2 separate regions of the Homo sapiens genome follow, and region 1 is linked to region 2. Evidence: chromatin loops called from intact Hi-C (ENCODE). Cell type or tissue: chondrocyte. All regions are shown on one strand. Links, peaks and the distances in the headings refer to the core of each region. The heading gives the core; the rest is flanking DNA. Region 1 overlaps EIF2AK4 (eukaryotic translation initiation factor 2 alpha kinase 4). Region 2 overlaps EIF2AK4 (eukaryotic translation initiation factor 2 alpha kinase 4).

Region 1 (2,814 bases), core at 180-2,679, 52 kb before region 2:
GTAGTGACTCATACCTGTAATCCCAGCACTTTGGGAGGCCAAGGTAGGAGGACTACTTGAGCCCAGGAGGTTGAGACCAGTCTGGGCAACATGGTGAAACCCTGTCTCTACAAAAAATTTAAAAATCTGTGGGCATGGTGGCACATACTTGTGGTCCCAGCTGCTTGGGAGGCTGAGGTGGGATAATTGCTTGAGCCCGGGAGGCTGAGGTGGGATAATTGCTTGAGCCCAGGAGGTTGAGGCTGCAGTGAGCTGTGTTCATGCCACTGAACTGCAACCTGGGTGATAGAGCAAGACCCTGTCTCCAAAAAAAAAAAAAGAAAAGAAAAATACTGCTTCAAAACTGAATTTTGGGGGACCGGAGGATTTTTAAGTTAATTTATAAATTATGATTTATAACCAAGCATAAGGAGAACATTCAGTATTGCATATTGCAGTGTTACATAATAACAAGGTTTACAAAAACGTAGATAAAGCATGGTGTTCAGAAATGTGTGTGTATTTAAGTATAGAAAGAAAACTGAAAGTAAATGTGCCAAAATCTTGAGTTATCACTGGGTGGTGACCACATAGATAACATGTGGGTATTTTCTATCAAACTAATTTTTTAAATGTTGACAATGATCTTTATTAAATCAGAAAAGATTTTTTTTTTCTGTCTTCAACCTTAACTCCTCTTTGCCATGTGAGGTTCTGAGGATTAGGATGTGGCCATTATTCTGCTGCTCAAATCATATACTATATTTTTAAAAACCCAAATACAAAGCTAATCAGAAAAGGTTATTTTTAAATTAAAGTTTGTTTTTTCTAGTGGCTATACCTCAAAAGAATTTTATTTTAAAAACTGTTCACTAATTTTGTAGTATATGCATAGTAGGTTTTGAGATTAGAGAAGTTGAGAATTAGCTAAATTTTTTCCATCTTTATGAACTATTAGATTGACCATATGGTTTGGGGAGGATTCAGTTTAGGGCATATTTGTTCTCCTCTCATTTGAAAGTATATTTTCTATCAAATACTTCACTTTTGGTTTTGGTTTTGTTTTTTTATGCCCCCATCTTGTATGATCAAATACTTCACTTTTGAAATGAAACCCAAGTTAATGTTGACTGGCCCAATATTCTTTTTTTTTTTTTTTAACTTATCAGATTCAAGGAACAGAAACAGAATTCAACTCACTGGTAAAATTGAGCCATCCAAATGTAGTACGCTACCTTGCAATGAATCTCAAAGAGCAAGACGACTCCATCGTGGTGGACATTTTAGTGGAGCACATTAGTGGGGTCTCTCTTGCTGCACACCTGAGCCACTCAGGCCCCATCCCTGTGCATCAGCTTCGCAGGTACACAGCTCAGCTCCTGTCAGGCCTTGATTATCTGCACAGCAATTCTGTGGTGCATAAGGTCCTGAGTGCATCTAATGTCTTGGTGGATGCAGAAGGCACCGTCAAGATTACGGACTATAGCATTTCTAAGCGCCTCGCAGACATTTGCAAGGAGGATGTGTTTGAGCAAACCCGAGTTCGTTTTAGTGACAATGCTCTGCCTTATAAAACGGGGAAGAAAGGAGATGTTTGGCGTCTTGGCCTTCTGCTGCTGTCCCTCAGCCAAGGACAGGAATGTGGAGAGTACCCTGTGACCATCCCTAGTGACTTACCAGCTGACTTTCAAGATTTTCTAAAGAAGTGAGTATCACTGAGATTCTCTCTAATAGCACTTTACTCCTGTACTTTTGATTGTGCTGGAGTGTGCCAGACATCTAAGTGATGTGGAAGCTGAGAAGTGAGGAACAGGACTTCATTCTTTGCTCTCCCAATCCTGTCCTAGTCTCATATGTTCTGTTTTCTCATGTAGGTTGGTGATTCTCTTAACTACCACATTCTCTGAAATTCACTTGGAATTCACACTTGATTTTCAAACTCCTTTTGGGGGACTGATGGGATACTCTTGGAAGTCAATAGAGATGGTTATGGTGAGAAATGCCCTAGGTATTCCAAATACTGACCTTTGCTCTGGTTCCTAAAGGGTCAAAGACGAGGCTCCTTATTCAAAAACAGCTTTGGGAGTGAGATTCTGCCCCTTGTGCTTCTTAACCATTCTTCATTGGCTGTCTCATTCATTTAAGTTGTAGAATGCAAATAACTTCCTTAGTCTAGCCAGAGGAGTTTCAATACCTGTAAATCACAGGTGCATGTTTAATTACAAAGCCAAGTTTTATCCAATTTGGGAGAACCCTTCTTGAGATGTTTCCTCAGGCCTAAGATGTTTGTCCAGGTCCTTCACTTAAGTGTTTTCTAATTTCGTCCTGCCTCTGTTTTCAGTCCAAGCCAGAGCTAAGTTCTGTCAGTTTCTGTTAAATGGGAGATAAGATCCCTTCAGTCTGGATTTTTCCAGATGCTCCTCTGGTCCAGCTATCCTGCAGGAGTTGACCTGGGCTGGTTTCTTCCCTTTCTGACACTCTTTGTTTTTTACCTTCTTTTTCCCAATCATTTGCTTTTATTCACTTCTTCCATTTGCAACATTTCTTTTACCCTTCACATTTCTTTCCCTATTCCACCTATCGCAGTAGCCAGTTGGCCTGGTTTACATTGTTATGCTCTGTCACTGATGGTCTTACCATTACAGATGTGAAAGTAGCTGCACCTGTGTTTGAGATTGTTTTTGTGTAAAGTGAATATGATATATATATATATATATACACACACATACATACAGTTGTGGAAAGGGGCCAAGTTTGATTCTTTATGTTGGTTTCTCGCCTTGAAGTATATGAAAATATTAAGATTTCTAAAGAAATCTTTTATGGTATCTTTTT
Region 2 (2,814 bases), core at 2-2,501:
TTGATTTTTTTTTTCAGTCTCACACTCTTTTTTCTCTCCTTCTATGACCCCAGTGACACAAATGTCCTTGAGGTTATGGGACATTTTTGTCCAGGCTGATCTCACACTCCTGGCTGCAAGCAATCCTCCTGCCTTGGCCTTTCAAAGCACTGGGATTGCGGGTGTGAGCCACCACACCTGACCTGTAATTTTAAATTATTTAGTAACATTAAGTAAAAGGAGACAAGTGGTATTAATTTTATAATATATCTTATTTAACTTAGTATATCCAAAATATTATTTCAACATGTACTCAAACTTCTAAAAATTATTAACAAGGATTTTACATTTTTTTCAAAGTCTTTGCAGCCAGTATGTGTTTTACATGTACAGCATGTGTCAATTTGGATTAGCCATATTTCAAATACTCAGTAGTCACTTGTGACTAGTGGCTGCCATATTGAACAGTGCAGAGTTAGATGAAACATTTGTTAATATTTTTTCTAAATTTGCATGTGTGCTTGCTTCTCTATTTTACTACACACACACATTTCTTTTTGTTGAACTCTTTGATGATGAGCTGCTGACAGAGTGCTCACTCTTTAATCATTGTTTTCCCCGTAATCACAGTTTCTTTCCTATTTCATAACCATAACTGTTTGTGTCTCTCCACAGATTCCCCAGTTTAGAGGGCCACAAGCTCTGGGGCCAGTTCCCACTGCCATTGGGGTCAGCATAGCTATAGACAAGATATCTGCTGCTGTCCTCAACATGGAGGAATCTGTAAGTTCTGGCTTGGCTTCCCAGCATACTTCGAGGTGTCTTTCATTTCTAAAAGTATGATTTGCCTTTTGCAGTCATTTACATGGGGCTTCTGATGTGAAAGCTATAGACGTAGGGTTTTGAAACTTACCTTTAATATGATAGACAAGCCTAAGACTTGATGTCAATCCCTGCATTTCAGTCCTTATCATCTGTTCTCTAGCTGGACGACCTTAGACCAGGGGTCCCTAACCCCCAGGCAGTGGACTGGTACCCATCCAGGGCCTGTTACGAACCGGGCCGCACAGCAGGAGGTGAGCAGTGGGCAAGCAAGCATTACCACCTGAGCTCCACCTCCTGTCAGATCAGCGGTGGCATTAGATTCTATAGGAGCATGAACCTTGTTGTGGACTGCACATGGAAGGGATCTAGACTGCACGCTCCTTAGGAGAATCTAACTAATGCCTGATGATCCGAGATGGAATAGTTTCATTCCAAAAGCATCCCCTCCCAACCCCCGCACCATCCATGAAAAATTTTCTTCCATGAAACCAGTCCCTGGTGCCAAAAAGGTTGAAGACTTCTGCCTTAGACAATTAATTCATCCTTCCCTAGACTCATTTTCCTTATCTGTAACGTACCATATAAATGTGAGATGTTATAGTTGTTAACAGGCTCTTAACAAAACTTCTTGTTCAGGCCAGGCATGGTGGCTCATGCCTATAATCCCAGCACTTTGGAAGGTCGAGGCAGGCAGATCGTTGAGCCCAGGAGTTCAAGACTAGCCTGGGCAACATAGCAAAACCCCATCTCTACCAAAAAAATACAAAAATTAGCTGGGTGTGGTTAATTAGCCATGCACCTGTAGTTCCAGCTACTCAGGAGGCTGAGGTGGGAGAATCGTTTGAACCCAGGAGGGGGAGGTTGCAGTGAGGTGAAATCATGCCACTTCCACTCCAGCTTGGGCAACAGAGCCAGACCCTGTCAAAAAAAAAAAAAGAAAAAAGAAAAGAAAAGAAATCCTGCTGTGGTCTACAAAGCTAGAAATAGCTTTTTTTCCCCCTTGTATTTCAGGCAAGATTAGTTTTCCTAGAGAAAAATGGTATTTTCCAGATGGCTCAGGGTAGTTGAAATAATTTCTGTCTTGAAAGACTAACATAACATTTTTTTTTTTTTTACTGTGGCCGAGCATGGTGGCTCATGCCTGTAATTCCAGCTATATCCCAATAAGGCCAAGGCAGGTGGATCACTTGAGGCCAGAAGTTCGAGACCAGCCTGGCCAACAAGCAGAACAACATCCCTACTAAAAAGACCAAATATATATATGTATATATATTTATTTATTTATTTATTTATTTATTTTAGCCGGGCATGGTGGTGCACGCCTGTAATCCAGCTACTCTGGAGGCTGAGGCAGGAGAATGGCTTAAACACAGGAGGCGGAGGTTACAGTGAGCGGAGATCGTGCCACTGTACTCCAGCCTGGGTGACAGAGTGAGACTCTGTCTCAGAAAAAAAAAGAAAAAGTTGTTTGAGTGTGTCTTTTTTTTTTTTTTTTACAATGTGTTTTGAAGCAAAGTCTTTGGCACGCTGTGTTTCTATGCAGGATTTCAAGAATGCCCATCTTCCCAAGAGTGCTGCCTCCCCTCCTGATGCTGGTTTCACTTCCATGCCTGCAGTCTTGCTCCTCTAACTGTAACCGGTCTGTTTCTGATCCAGGTTACAATAAGCTCTTGTGACCTCCTGGTTGTAAGTGTTGGCCAGATGTCTATGTCCAGGGCCATCAACCTAACCCAGAAACTCTGGACAGCAGGCATCACAGCAGAAATCATGTACGACTGGTCACAGGTAATGGGACAAAAAGCACCTGTGAGTGAAGTGCAAATTGCTATGGCTTTCATGGCAAATATCCTCTGCACCTATAGACTGTCAAACTCTGTTTATCTCTGTAATTCGAGTTGCCTCCTGTGTTAGTTTCTGATTGCTGCAGTAACCAATTACCACAAACTTACTGGCTTAAACACATATTTATTATCTTACATTTCTGGAAGTCAGAAATCCAAAAGCACTTTC

The links. Hi-C counts contacts between places; a loop is a spot of excess contacts. Peaks named below come from ENCODE experiments on the same cell type or tissue, not always from the same donor. Only the 100,000 strongest peaks of a DNase experiment are listed, where the experiment ranks them.
Region 1: a loop joins it to region 2, with 5 times the contacts of the local background. A loop is called at or near these places in 6 of 110 quality-filtered maps.

Annotation. Positions count from the first base shown.
Region 1 is chr15:39,966,196-39,969,009 of GRCh38, forward strand. It overlaps EIF2AK4 (eukaryotic translation initiation factor 2 alpha kinase 4), which reads left to right. Exons shown (of 39, transcript NM_001013703.4): 9 at 1,149-1,684. Among named protein-coding and RNA genes, the nearest start is that of EIF2AK4, 33 kb to the left of the region's middle. In chondrocyte, for the core only: no CTCF peak of the experiment used is centred there; no DNase peak of the experiment used is centred there.
Region 2 is chr15:40,018,439-40,021,252 of GRCh38, forward strand. EIF2AK4 (eukaryotic translation initiation factor 2 alpha kinase 4) reads left to right here. Exons shown (of 39, transcript NM_001013703.4): 30 at 655-762; 31 at 2,461-2,589. Among named protein-coding and RNA genes, the nearest start is that of SRP14, 19 kb to the right of the region's middle. In chondrocyte, for the core only: no CTCF peak of the experiment used is centred there; a DNase peak (open chromatin) is centred at 1,020.